Linked DNA regions of Homo sapiens: all the other regions are linked to region 2. The links are chromatin loops, found by intact Hi-C in ENCODE. Cell type or tissue: PC-3. All regions are shown on one strand. Region 1 overlaps CASC15 (cancer susceptibility 15). Region 2 has its middle 67 kb from the start of PRL. Region 3 overlaps LOC105374971 (a long non-coding RNA gene).

What was found. A loop is a pair of places that touch in the nucleus more often than their neighbours do. Peaks named below come from ENCODE experiments on the same cell type or tissue, not always from the same donor. Only the 100,000 strongest peaks of a DNase experiment are listed, where the experiment ranks them.
Region 1: a loop joins it to region 2, with 2.8 times the contacts of the local background. A loop is called at or near these places in 2 of 110 quality-filtered maps.
Region 3: a loop joins it to region 2, with 8 times the contacts of the local background. A loop is called at or near these places in 2 of 110 quality-filtered maps.

What each region holds. Positions count from the first base shown.
Region 1 is chr6:21,944,176-21,949,175 of GRCh38, forward strand. All of the region lies in intron 5 of CASC15 (cancer susceptibility 15), which reads left to right. Among named protein-coding and RNA genes, the nearest start is that of NBAT1, 200 kb to the right of the region's middle. In PC-3, no CTCF peak of the experiment used is centred here; a DNase peak (open chromatin) is centred at 2,446; H3K27ac peaks cover 1,151 bases.
Region 2 is chr6:22,361,759-22,366,758 of GRCh38, forward strand. It overlaps a transcript of LOC105374971 not described here. Among named protein-coding and RNA genes, the nearest start is that of PRL, 67 kb to the left of the region's middle. In PC-3, no CTCF peak of the experiment used is centred here; DNase peaks (open chromatin) are centred at 803, 1,723 and 2,763; H3K4me3 peaks cover 1,124 bases; H3K27ac peaks cover 3,914 bases.
Region 3 is chr6:22,468,206-22,473,205 of GRCh38, forward strand. All of the region lies in intron 4 of LOC105374971 (a long non-coding RNA gene), which reads left to right. Among named protein-coding and RNA genes, the nearest start is that of HDGFL1, 99 kb to the right of the region's middle. In PC-3, a CTCF peak has its summit at 3,089; a DNase peak (open chromatin) is centred at 3,016; H3K4me3 peaks cover 263 bases; H3K27ac peaks cover 459 bases.

The sequences.
Region 1 (5,000 bases), 420 kb before region 2:
TATAGCTAATGAGGATGTCTGCGGATTGAGGTAGCCTATGCTTCAGTCATGGGTCCTCAAGTGCTGTGTTTCTGCTCAGTGAATAACAGTGGTGGGGATTGAAAGATTCCTTGAGTTAATTTGAATTCAAATCCAGTTCTATTCCCCACCCCGCTTTGTTTCCGCTCTACCAGTGCAGTATTTTTTGTTGTTGTTGTTGAGACGCAGTCTCACTCTGTCGCCCAGGCTGGAGTGCAGTGGCTCAATCTTGGCTCACTGCAACCTCTGCCTCCCAGCTTCAAGCAGTTCTCCTGCCTGTAGCGCCCGCCACCAGGCCCAGCTAATTTTTGTATTTTTAGTAGAGATGGGTTTTCACCATGTTGGCCAGGCTGGTCTTGACCTCCTGACCTTGTGATTCACCCGCCTCGGCCTCCCAAAGTGCTGGGATTACAGGTGTGAGCCAACGCACCTGGCCAATTTTTTTTTTTTTGGAGACAGAGTCTCACTTAGTCACCCAGGCTGGAATGCAATGGTGCGATCTCCACTCACTGCAGCCTCCACTTCCCGGGTTCAAGCAATTCTCATGCCTCAGCCTCCTGAGTAGCTGGGATTACAGGTGCCTGCCACCATGCCCATCTAATTTTTGTATTTTTAGTAGAGATGGGGTTTTACCATCTTGGCCAGGCTGGTCTTGAACTCCTGACCTTGTGATCCACCTGCCTCAGCCTCCCAAAGTGCTGGGATTATAGGTGTGAGCCACTGTGCCCGGCGTCTTCCTGATTATAAAAAGGACTTTAGCATGCCTTAACTCTCCATTAAACAGCCTCCTCATCTTGTTTTTGTTGCCTGGAATTTTAATGGCCCACCCACCTCCTTTTTTTTTGAGACAGGGTCTTGCTCTGTCACCTAGGCTAGAATGCACTGGCACAATCATGGCTCACTCAGCCTTGACCTCCTGGGCTCAGGTGATCCTCCCACCTCAGCCCCTCAAGTAGCTGGGACTACAGGTGCATGCCTCCACACCCAGCTAATTTTTGTATTTTATGTAAAGACAGAGTTTCGCCATGTTGGCCAGGCTGGTCTCGAAATGCTGGGCTCAAGCAGTCTGCCCACCTCAGCCTCTAAGTGCTGGGATTACAGGCATAAGCCACTGTACCCAGCCAACTTTCCCCTTTTTAACATAAAAAGTTGGTTATTAATTTTTAAATCAATCAAATGACATCTGGTATTTTACTGATTTATTTGCTTCTGGTTTCTTATATCCCATAACTGTTCTTTGGCTTCACCTTTTAGTTTATTGAAATACATCCTTTAATATTTACTTTTGTTTTCAGTTTACCATCATTTTTCTTAGGTCTTTTTTTCTTTTTCCTGGAAGAAAAATTATAAAATTGTTATATAATATTTGATACATATGAAGGTGCACAAATACACACACATGAACATACACCTACAAACTGTAGGTATGTTATGAACCATAATAGTAAGTGAATTCACCATAGACATTTCCAATAGAGTTCACTCTACATGTATAAAAACCTCCTACTTCCTTCCCAGAGGTAACCACTAGTCTGAATATAGTGTTTCTCATTCTTTTGCCTTCAAAAACATACATACTAGGTTTTCAAAAATAGGTTTCAATAGGTTTTTTTTTTTTTTGAGACAGAGTCTTGCTCTGTCACCCAGGCTGGAGTGCCGTGGCACAATCTCGGCTCACTGCAACCTCCGCCTCCCAGATTCAAGCAATTCTCCTGCCTCAGCCTCCTGAGTAGCTGGGATTACAGGCACGTGCCACCGTGCCTGGCTAATTTTCGTATTTTTTTTTTTAGTAGAGACGGGGTTTCACCATGTTGGTCAGGCTGGTCTCAACCTCCTAACCTTGTGATCCACCCGCCTCAGCCTCCCAAAGTGCTGGGATTACAGGTGTGAGCCACCACGCCCGGCTTCAGTAGGTTTTTAAAATAACTGTAATAGGTTTAAGATTTGCTTATGTTTAACTTCATAAAAAATACTGTCACCTTGTGACTTGCCCTTTATTCAGAATCATGTTTCTAAGACTTAGTGTTACCGGTAGCAGCAGTTTTTCTACTACAGCTGTGGATAATATTACATCATTTGCATATACTACAATATATTTACTCATTCTCCCATAAGTAGACTTTTGGTCATTTAGATTTTTCCTATCAGTAGCAGTGTCATTATGAACACTGTTGTTTGTGTATGCCAACTGATGTGCTTCACGAGTTTCTCTAAGGCATGCACCCTGGAGTGAAGCTGCTTGGTGTAAATTATACCCACGGGCCCATCAGGTATCAAACTCCAGGCACCATTGGCTCATAGCTCTGGATTCCAGCAGCCTGTGGCTTAGCTCCTCCTGCCAGTTGGCCTTTGTGGTCTGTTTCTGGTCCATGATGAGGTTTATAATTTTTGTCCCTTGGGATTTCCCTTTTACCCTTTGCAATAGGTTTGGAACAACAGGGTCTGCCACTTGTGAACTCAAGGCATATTCATGAAATGAAGTCACCATCATTTACTTCTTCAAATATTTAGTGGTCAGAACAGAGGCCGTTTCTGGAATTATAAGGTTGAATTCTTCATACGATGATGTAGCTAGATTTTTTACAACTTGGTTTGTGTGTAAGGAAGCAGGTTCTTTTCCCTGAGTGTAATGTATATCAGCACTTTTCAGTGAGGGTGATTTTTTTTTTTTACCCAGGGGACATTTGTCAATGCCTAGAGACATTTTTGGTTGTCATGAATGGGGTAGGTGAAGGTAAAACTAGCATCTAGTGGGTAGAGGCTATAGATACAGCTAAACATTCTACAGGACATTGAACAGGGCAGCCCCCCACAACAAAGAATTATTGAGTCCTATATTCATAGTATTAGGGTAAAACCACAACCAAAACCCTACAATGTATAGGACAGCATTGCACAAAAAAGAATTATTGGGTCCAACATTTCAATAGCGCTAGGGCACCCTGATGTATGTGAAGATGATCAGTCATTGTGTTCTGAACGTATGATTCTAACACTAAAATTTGGGCCAGGCGTGGTGGCGCATGCATGTCATTCCAGCACTTTAGGAGGCTGAGGCAGGAGGATTACTTGAGCCCAGGAGTTTGAGACCGGCCTGAGCAACATGATAAAACTGTTTCTACAAAAGATAAAAGAAATCAGCTGGGCGTGGTGACATGTGCCTGTAGTCTCAGCTACTCGGGAGGCTGAGGTGGGAGGATCACTTGAGCCCTGGAAGTCAAGCCTGCAGTGAGCTGTGACCATGCCATTGCACTCCAGCCTGGGCAACAGAGTGAGACCCTGTCTCAAAATAAATTCATATTTAATAGAGTCACAACATTTTTTGCTTTTTCCCCCATGCCATGTCTTTGGAAGTGTGTGTTTGGAATGCCCAGGTAATACAGCTAGTGAATTACTTGCCTAATTTAGATCAAAGTATACAATTAGTGTGAAAAGAAAGATGAATTATCAAGAAGTAACGCAGGCTATATGAAAAATAGCAGGGTTTAATTTCTATTTCTGTCTGTCAGTGGAATTCTGTAAACGCTAGTGGACATTCTTCCTGTCCTAGCACGACTTCTCTTCCCAGCCATCTCAAGCTTTGATCAGGAAGGAGAAGGGAGGCATTCCTACACGCACCAGAACAGTGCAGTGGGGAGTTGGTCTGTGGATTTCGTGGAATTTTAGAAAAAAAAACAAAAAGCAACAAAAAAAAAAACCAGAGCACATCTCCCACTACTTACTGGGCCCGGCTCAGCAATAGCATTACCCAGTAAATATGGATGAATGGATGATCAAGAGTTTCCGCAGTCTGGTTTGCTTCCCTTCCTGTTCCAGGTCTTTCTTTGTCCATGAACTGCTGAAACCTGAGTGGGGGCTTCCACAAAGGGAGAGAAAGGGGGATGGAGAAGGAGGGAAAGGCAGATAACAGCCGAATGTAATCAGCATTTTATTACTGTCCTCAGGAAGTAGGAATAGGAAAAAAGAAGTAGGTTGGAGCAAGGAAAGTTAATTATGTGAGGTTATTTGACAGGAAATTACTAAATACAAACAGACAGAAGAAACACATTTTAAAGCAGGATAGGAAATCTCAAGTTACTCCACTCTGTGCATTCAAAACCCCCAAAGCAAATTCTGAAAATAGCAGTTTAAACAAAAGCTATCTTATCTGATAAAAGTATTTCAAACACAAAGGGAAATTTATATATTGGGCAGGCAATCTTAAAATAAACCGATTTTGTTGATAGCACTGCAAATGTAATTGTGGGAAACCCCCTTCTGATGTCTGAATTTATCTTGTAGATGTTTTGAATTTGGCATTTCAGTTCTATAAAGGTATATGTGTGTGTGTATTTCACCTTGGAAAATTATATATATGTGAAATAAAATGAAAAGTTTATTATGTTTGTGTTTTTTTTCAGTATTACAAAATTTTGGGGGAGTTAGGTATTATTAATAGTTCCAGAAGACTGTTACATCAGTACAGCCAGAGAACTGAGGTGTTCTCTAAAATCTTTATTTCTGGAGGTCATATATTTTAAATGTTTTAATTGATGTATTTGATTAACATAATTTTTTTTTATTGCTTTTCAGCCATTGGCAAAATTCGTAGAATCTTTGTAAATTATCCAAACATATTTGGTGTTGTTTTAAAGACTAAGTGATTAAGGAGTAGGACCTTTTCCTACCCTGAATGATTTCTGGTTCTTTAATGGCCTATGCTAAATAGTCAGTGTTGCAGACATAGAAAGGAGGGTCAGAAGTGGCTGTTCAGTAATCTGACCCTTTTAATTAAGGTTGTCATCCTAAGAAAAAAGACCCAAATAACAAAAAACACCAACAAAATACATACATATATGCATAAAGGGGCACACACACACACACACCCATATTTATATGTAGCTTTTCCAAAGAAAAAAGGAAGAAACTTTATTTTCTAGATCTTGATAGTAGGATTCTCTAAGGATTTTTTAAAATAGTTGAGATATTGAAGAGTCATATCA
Region 2 (5,000 bases):
TTATGGCTTGGCTGTTGGCTGATTAAGGATGGCCATGATTTAGGGTGACACAACTCTGCTCCACGTATCTGTCACCATCCAGCTGTCTAACCTGGCCAAGTTCTCAGGTCAGGGCCCAGAGGGAAAGAACAAATAAGGCTGATTCTGCCAGGGGGCACACAAGAACATGCGTGTGCTTTCCAAAGCTCTACTTGCATCTGATTTGCTTACAGCCCACTGGCAAAATCAAGTCACCCTATCAAGCCTGGAATCAGGGGGAGGGGTCCCCATAATGGTATAGAGCAAAGGACATTTGGGAGGCCAATAATTAGGGCTATTAATGCTATCAATCCACTGTGGGAATATATGATCATGACAACCCTTATCAGGGAGGCAGGGGGTGAACTAGAGAAGAACACACAGTTACTGGCAGGTTGTTGGTAATATTTTAATATTTTAATTCTTAAGCAAGGCAGAAGTTAGAGGTTTCACTTTGCAAATTATACTGTATAACTTACATACACATTACATATATTTTTGTATAAGCACAAAATCCTATATGTTTTTTAATTGGACAAAAAAAATTCCAAAACAAAGCAACAACCTTTCAAATGTAAGGAAAACAAAGAAAAGCTGAAGGGCTAATTTGGGAAGTCCAGTGGCAAATTGGGCCTTTGGATTCCATTTCCAGGTTCTGCAAAATAGGATATTAATTGTCTCCTTTTAATAGAAGATTGTGACTTTGACAAAGAAATCACTTATTAAAAGAAGTTGAAGGGCAGGTTTGCCAACTAGGGAGAATGATTCTCTCTTCTAGAGACCTCAGATCAAATTTCAACAATGTAGAAAAGCCACGTTTATTCTGCTCTACTTTCCTGTCTTTTATTGTTTGTTTTATTCCTGGAACAAAGACCACAGCTTGTCTTCGAAAGACTTCCATGTGAGTTTGAAAGGGTGTAGAATTTGGAACATGCTCTAGCTCAGATAAAACTCCTGATTTTTTTTTTTTTTTTTTTCAAAGCGCTCCTCAATCAGACCCAGATCTCAGACCTCCGGGGTTTGATTCATTCATCTCTAGCTAAGACTATGTTTTCTAGCCTCTCTCCAGAAGACTGGGAGATTCACTTTAAAAAGACGCTGCTGCTGCTGCTTTTTTTTCATCACAAAAGAATTAATGTTTTCACAGCCCTTTGAAGACGTGGTGTCACGCATGTGCTGTTATTAATAATAAAATACAGATCTGTTTCACACCATCTGAAAAACAGGGTTTTGCCACCATGAAAGAGCTTTTATTTCTACCAGGTCTTCATGATGCGTAGCCCAGATCCAGCTCAGCCTCAGACTGGGGAACCATGTCCCAGAAAATGGGTAAAGAGAGGAAACAGCTGGAGAGAAACAAAACAATGCACAACACCCAATACGTTAAAAAATAAAAATTCAAAGGAGGCTTTAATCACCATTGGAGATCATTTCCCCTGACTGCAAGCATTTTAGATAGAACTGGATTCAGCACCTGCTAAAGATGGGGCCTGGTGAGTGGATCCTGGATTCTTTATGGATTCTGAAGAAGGTAAACATCCCCAGGTTCATGAGCCTGTTCAGACAGGAAAGACAGTACTGATTGCAATCTGCTGTTAGTGTTTCCTTTTATATTTGTTCAGTGCTTTGAGTCATTCTTTCTCCTTTTCTTCTCTGAAACTACTAACATTGCTCCTCCAGTAGCCTTTTGCATTTACAAGCTACCTTGTCATGCCTTGGTTTTTGGGGAAGAGGAGATAGATGTAAAGTGAGGCTACTGTAAACAACAGTTCAATAGAGGCTTCAGAACAGGGTCCATTTAGGGAGGTGAGTGCAAACATTCCATGAAATAAAAAGAACCGCTTCTGTGAGCTCAACTCACAACAGGCACAGCCACTGGCAATAGCAGCCTGAGAAGGAGCAAATTTGAGAGCTGGGTCTGTTATTCTTATTTTTGTAAATCTTTGCACCTGTCTTTGGTGGCAAGATTCTCAACTCATTTCCCTTGTTTCTGTTCCTCCTCCTCCCTGCACTCCATGCCTCTCTGGGGTTCTGCTTGTTTTGGAACTAGTGATTCAAAATGGACTCCAACATTGTTTCTGAATCACAAAGCGTTTGCAGAAGAGGGAAGTATTTCTTGCTCCATTCCAAGCCCCAACACAGAAGGTGTTGTATGGAAAAGGGAGCTGAAGGGAGAAGAAAAAGAGGAGGAAAAAAAAAGAGGCAAAAGTAAAAAACTCAAGGAAATCAAGACCATGCTGTGCAAAATTGTTACAGCTGTTTCTGTTTTTATTGGCTGTTTCTTTTGGCTTCATTTTTCCAGCAACTGCAGTTCATGTGAGCAGGAAGGCATACAGCATGGCCGAGCTCCACGGTGGGCGGAGGGGAGGACAGAAAAGGGACTGAGAAAAGGATGGAAGGGGCTGGGTGTGGAGGTTATGAATTGTGGCACAGTGCTTAGAGGGGACACACATCAAAGCATTTCTTTTTTTGATAGTTTTGTGGAAGCCTTAGCAATAGAATTTAGAGGCATTTACTGGAAAGCTCCTAAAAGCATCCCATCTCCATGGCTGGATCAGATAGGTGGTCTGTTTAAGGCAGTATACTATCCTTGAAATGATGCTCTGATATCTGTGAGGAAATAATGTGTCAAGACACATCCCTTCCCCTTTCCCTCCTGGATAGTGATTCACCTAGACCAGTGCACAGGGCAGAACATACGGGAAGTGCATATTTTCCCTGGGGGACTCTATTTCTCATGGTTACAAATGGAATGAGTTATATGCCTGCTCAGTGACCCTATGAAGATATTGGCAGCTGGGATACAGCACCTCAGGGCTTGGAGCGAGTTGCTCACCCACCTTGATCCCCCTGCAAAGCAGCTGGAAGGTGAGCCAGAGACAGGCACATGAAAAAAGCTCACAATGAGTCTCTGTCTCTTTCTTAAAGCTTCCTATTAAATATGTGATTTAAATGACATTTTTAAGGTTTATAAGACTGCTTACATTGGAATTCTTGAATGTGATAGTATTTTTAACTGCACTGGCCCTAACACACACACACACGCGCACACACACACACACACACACACACGTTCGCACTGACTCTCACTCTTTTTTTTCTTTTTGAGACGGAGTCTCACTCTGTCACCCAGGCTGGAGTGCAGTGGCATGATCTCGGCTCACTGCAACCTCCACCTCCCGGGTTCAAGCAATTCTCTGCCTCAGCCTCCCGAGTAGCTAGGATTACAGGTACCCGCCACCAGGTAATAATTTTTTGTATTTATAGTAGAGACAGGGTGTCACCATTTTGGCCAGGCTGTTTTTGAACTCCTGACATCGTGATCCACCCGCCTTGGCCTCCCAAAGTGCTGGGATTACAGACTCTCACTCTTAATCAAATTAATTTTCCAAACTCTAAGGAAACATCTTTCTAAAAGTGAAAATTGTGTTCCAAATGAGGGCAAGTGGGTAAGAGAACTGGAAGTTAGAAGATAGAGCAAGAGGAAAAAGTATTTACTTATATTTGACTTGCAGTTATATCCGAAGGGAAAATACAATAAAAAGTTGATTAATAACAACAAAACCTCCCTATATCTGGTGATAAAACATTGTTTGCATGCTTTCACATTTTAAACAAAATTCCAGCTATGCTGTAGAATGAGAGGTGAGCCAGAATCCCAGTGCCCATGCATTGGTTCTGTTTTGGAGACTTGGTTTTACTCTGAACTGGGCTTCTGACTTACTTGGCTACTGGAGGGCAAATCATAACCAATATATCTCAGTGCTGTCATCCAAAAATGGAGGTGGACTTGGGAAGATGGACTAATTAAAGGTTGCAAAGCACTTTTGAGTCTATAAAGCCATATGTAATTGCAACCATTAAACCTAGTAATATAATGAAGTGTTGAAAGTTGTGTCTTCGTCATTTTGTTTTCTAAATTCAGTGAGAGACTCCTTCAAAGCCCATTCTGTTTACTTTCCCAAGGAAATTGTCTCAGTCCATTTTCTGTTGCTGTAACAGAACACCTAAGACTAGGTAATTTATAAAGTAAAGCGATTGATTGGCTCTAGAGGTTGGTAAGTCCAAGAATGAGGGGTTGCATCTGGTAAGGGCCTTCTTGCTGTGTCATAAAATGGCAGAAAGCATGACATGGTGAGAGAGAGCAAGAGTAGGCCAAATTCAGCTTTTATAGCAAGCTTCTGATAAGAATCCATTCATCCAGAGTCCTCATGACATAATCACCTCTTAAAGGTCCTACCTCTCAACACTGTTGCACTGGGGATTAACTTTCCAACACATTAACTGTGGAAAACACATTCAAACCATAACAGAAATTAATGAATGAAAAAACTGGTGATTTGGGCCAATGCGCTCTTGAACAGTTATGTATTTTGAGATATACCAAGCTTTTTTCTGCATTTCCTAATATTATTTTTATGTTCATTATGTTACTATTAAACATTTTTTCATTACGTTATTATTTTCTTATGTATTAATAGTAGTTAATAATACATTTACCAAGAATTAAATTTGTTTAAAATTTCGCAGTTGGGGCAGAGTTTACCAAATGTGGAGTGAGCCTATCTGTTGTGAAATAGAACTCACTAACCTCTTAACACAGGAAAATCAGTGATTTCATCAGATTAGAATTACATAGAGAAGCTATTCTCTGGGTGCAAAGATTGAAATTGCTTCTTGTGAAAGACACAGTTTCACAATTTCTTGTGAAATTGTTTCTTGTATCTAGTTTAAAACAGACACAAGAGAAACTTCATATGTAGTGCTGACACGTAAAGAGTTGGAGAATGAGTTGTCCCTTTGCGCCTCAACTTCTCCCTCAATGTCATGGTGGGCAAAATTATTTTGCCTTAGGCTTTAGCTGTAAAATGGGTTGCTAGCACTTGACCACAAATGGAATAATTACAATGAGGTTTGGAAGCCTACAGCATTTGTATTGAGGACATTTCCCCCTTGTGCATCTGTTAACTGTTATTACAGAT
Region 3 (5,000 bases), 110 kb after region 2:
GTGCAGAAGAAATGTTTTAGGGAAAAACTTTGAAGCTGGCATTTAAACATTTGTCTCTATTAGTTTGGTTCACTCCTTATCATAAACCTTGGTAATTACATTTTGTACATCCCTCGAGGCTTCAAGACTGACAAGACTCTGTTTAAAGAGAAGGAATGGAAAACTAACATACTTGAATTCAGCTTACTTGATTCGGCTTACTTGGCTGCATGAATTATGACAACATCTTTCATCACTGAAGTAATCTCATATAGTAATGTTGGACAGCATGACAATAAATTGCTTTTATCTTGCCTTTTTTCAGTTTAGAGATTTTCCTTATAGCAAACATTTTTCTGTAGAAACCACATACATTTTTCTTAGTGTTTTTTTTTTTCCCCCAGTAAAAAAAAAAAAGAAGAAAATTGAGTAAATGGATGTTTTTGCATCTACTTGGTATTTTGTATTTCCATGAAGAAAATAAATGTTCACATTTCCTAGGCTTTTCTTGATTCTGGACATTTATTCTTACCACATGCACAGAGAGTTCTTTATAGTATTTCTCTTAAAAGGGCCTAACCTTCTGCTAAATATAGGAAGTGAGGGATGAGTCAGGATGAGAGAACAAGAAAAGAGATAAGATGAAAATATTATGCTACCTAAAATATTTTAGGCAAGGTTTCTGTACAGTATAGTCTTGGTAGCTTTTGATGCTGTTAGCTTTTACTATAGTATGAGCTGGTTCTGTTTGTATAGGAAGGATTTTGCTTTGTTCCCCTATTGCTTGAACTAAGAGAGAAATTCTAGTTTATTTGTGTGTGAATTAGAAGTAGCAAAAGCACCACTCAACATTAAATCAGACTCTCTTTGTATGAAACGGCCATTTTGATTCTAATTTTCTTTGACCAGGATGAGGCATTCATTCACAGCAAAGTGAGTAAATCTCATAATAATAAAAATGACAGATGTTAAAGTATCCAGTTAAAATAAAGTGAGTGCAATTGATTCTTTTTTCCATTTGGACCTTTGGTGCTTTGACACATTTGGGACCTGTTAAAGTTGTTAAAATACTAGTATGTTTTAGGTGTTTTAAATATGTTACCTTATTAATTCTAATGATAATTCTCAAGGCAAACATGGTACTGTTTTCATCCCCATTTGTAGATGAGAAAACGGAAGCAAAGAAAAGTTAAGTGTTTCTTCAACTTAACAAGTTGATTACTGGTGAATTGAATCTAGGGAATCTGACTCCAGATATCTCGCTTTTAAATGGATGCTTTATGGCTAAGGTTCACTTGCTTCTTTGCAAACAAACAAATCCAGTGTTTCTGTTTCCTCTTGTAGGTAACTGTCTATTGACTTAATATTACAACAATCCACATTATTTCAACATTTCTTAACTTTTCTTTTCGATCCTTCTTGAGTGGCAGGATTGTTGAGTAGATAAACAAAATGTAATATGTTCATACAATGAAATATTACTCAGCGATGAAAAGGAATGAAGTACTGATACATGCTACAACATGAATGAACCTTGAATACATTATGCAAAGTAAAAGAAGCCAGGCACAAAAGGATACATATTGTATGATTCCATTAGTATGAAATGTTCAGAATAGACAAATCTAGAGACAGAAAGTAGATAAATGGTTGGCAGAGGCTGTGGGGAGGGAGGCAATAGGGATTGGCTGCTAATGAGGATGGGTTTTTTTTTGGTAAGACAACTACTATTAGGTCCCTGCTCCAGTCTTTGTCTCAGAACCAAGTTTTGGTATCAAGACAACCAGAAAGAAATATCATCCTTCTGTGGCCTCACGCAGTGAAACTTCTGCGAGTGACAAACTTTCCCAAAGAACCCACGGTAGTCTTTGCATCTATATACTTATACTAAAGTTTCCCAAATAATTAATAAGCATTTCTCACCCACAGGTTACTCATCTTAGGGCTTAATTTGTAAAGCTTCTTGAAAGCTTTGGTATCCAAAGTGTGGCTCTAGGCCTACACGGCCACTGCTTAGAAGCATGTTACAAATGTAAATTCTGGGGCCTCACTTAGGCCTATTGAATTAGAGTCTGCATTTTAACAAGGTCCTTAGGTGATTCCTGAGCATCATGAAGTATGAGAAGCTCTGCTTTAAAGAACAGACATGCCTACACTGCCAGAATGTGATTCAAAGACCAAAATCCCACCTCTGCCAAATATTGGCCATGTAAATGTGAGCAAGTCGTATAGAGACTGTGAGCTTCAGTTTCTGCATCTGTAAAAGAGATCACATAACCAACAGCACAGGGTTGTTGAAGGATGATAGTAGAACCCATGAAAAGTATTTGAAATGGTGCTGGGTATACGTTGTCAAAGCAAGGCTGACCCTGTGTGGACGTGACTTTTGATGTCAGGATGAACTCCAGAGCAAGGGCAACCTCGTCTTTTTGGTCCTGCCCTGGGACTTCCCCAGGCCAGAGTGGCATGGGTGGCAGTGGAAGTGGGAGGTGAGGCGGTCATGCATTTGTGGTGGCCAGGGGCCTGGAAAATCTGATGTCAAGGAATGTCCCAGAAGCAGGAGGAAGGTTGACAGGGCTCAGGGAGAGACCCGCTTCCTTTAGCTTTATCAGTATATTCACACACAAGGATTTTTGCACATCTAGCCTCAAACCAAGGGACAGTCCAATGAGAGAATTGAAAAGGGGAAATGTAAGTCAGCAATAAAGGACTTAAAACATAAGAGAGAGAACTAAGAAGGTAGGAAAAAAGGAGTGATAACCACACCCAGACTCTAAAAGAGCTCTGAGGATAATCAGTTTAGCCCGCAGCAGAACCTATTGTACAGGCAGATCTTCCCGGTCTCTGCCCCTGTGGGGTTTGCAGGTGAATGCATTGATAGAGGGGGAATTTTCCTATTGCCACTAACAGGCTCAGGACACATTTTCAGAATGCATTATAAAAACAGCACTTCCTCAGCGTCCCTCACTGTGGTCACACTTCCTGATCAACATGGATTTTGTTATAATAGTTTCTCTCTGTTGACAGAAATGTAGCTGGCAAACTCAGGCAGCCTGCAGCTGGATCCTGAGCCAAAACAAACACACCCTTTGGCTCCTCCTAGCTCCAGATGATTGTAGTTTTTGACTAGGTGCCCTGGCAGCCTCCATGGCTATCATTGTTATTATTTCAACTTATTGTAAACTTTCTAAAATAATTCGAGTAAAGATATATATTCCATGATAGGACAAGGGTCAGCTAAGTTCACTGTAAGAGGAGAAAACACAGAGCGAGGTGTAAAGCTGCCTGGGGCAGTGTTCTTTAGAAATAGAGATTCATGACCTTCTAGATCCCCTTTCCAGTGTCCTGTTGCCTGAACTGTTTTTCACATTATAGGGGCGACATGATACACTGAGTGTAAAATATGCCAACATGATCTAGAATCTACTGGTTATTTTTGCACCTGGTTTTAATTCTGGCCACCAGAAAGTAAAATAAAATAAATAGGATCTTCAGTTTCATTTTTTAAAATTTATATTATTTCTTTTTTTCATATTTCTATTTCTATCTCTACTTTCGTTTTGACATTTCTATGTATTAGATATTACCATGAACTCCTGAAATTGTGGCAAATTGAGTGGGTAGTAGAGTTAAAGTCTCTCTCTGCCTTTTTCCAATCTGCTCTCATTTTCACTTATTTATGTGCTTCTTCCCCCTGTCTCTGACACACGCCAGTGCCTCCCAGACTCCTAAGCAGGTGTGTATGTGCTGGAAACTTCCACCAGGGCTTCCCCATTGTGTCCTAAATCCCACTTTCCGCCGCGCTGCTTCCTCACCCTCTCTGTCTGTTTCCTGCATCTATTTCTGTAACTTTCATTAAACACTTGTTGTCTGCCTTGGGTTGTTAAGATGCTGGCTTCTCTGACCAAAAGGTGTTGTCACTTTTAAATCTTCCTTGTTTGCATCCTCATTTGTCCTGGCAATGTTATTTTGCACTAAAGAGACTGTGAAGATGAGTTTATAGAATTCCTTAATTCCATGATATCTTGCTCTGGGCCACTAAAAGGGGGATGAAAGAATGTGATAATACATCTTTATTATTTTCCAAATGCTAAAAGAGGTAACCAAGCTCATGATATTTCATAGAAATCCTCTACTGAAGTAAACGGAGACAGTGCCACGCAAACCGACAATTAGTTCCCAAAGACCTGAGTCCTCAAGTTGGCTTGTCTTCCTTTTACTCTATGTCTTAAGTTTGTGGTACATATACACCATAGAATACTATGCAGCCGTAAAAAAAATGAGATCATATCCTTTCCAGGAACATGGATGGAGCTGGTAGCCATTATTCTTAGCAAACTAATGCAGGAGCCAAAAACAAAACACTGCACGTTCTCACTTATAAGTGGGAGCTAAATGATGAGAACATATGGACACATAGAGGGGAAAAACACACACTGGGGCTTACTAGAGGGTGGAAGATGGGAGGAGGGAGAAGATCAGGAAAAACAACAAATGGTTACTAGGCTTAATACCTGGGTGACAAAATAATCTGTACAACAAACCCCCATGGCACAAGCTTATCTATATAACAAACCTGAACATGTGCCCCTGAACTTAAAATAAAAGTTAAAGTTAAAAAATGAGCTAATTTAAATAAGCAACAATTATGTCATTTTGCCCCTCATGACCTATGGCTTTTGTCAACATCGTCAGGATATATGTCAGGTTTTTCCTTCAGTCAAAAGACAAAATTACAGCACATTTACTTGAACAATCTATTTTTTCATTATATTTTAAGTTTTCGGGTACATGTGCAGAACGTGCAGTTTTGTTTCGTAGGTATACACATGCCATGGTGGTTTGCTGCACCCATCAACCTGTCATCTACATTAGGTATTTCTCCTAATGCTGTCCCTCCCCTACCCCCAACCCCCCTACAGGCCCCGGAGTGTTATGTTCCCCTCCCTGTGTCCATGTGTTCTCATTGGTGAACAATCTATTTGGCTTGTAGTTGTGATTCTAAGATTGGGCAACATTGG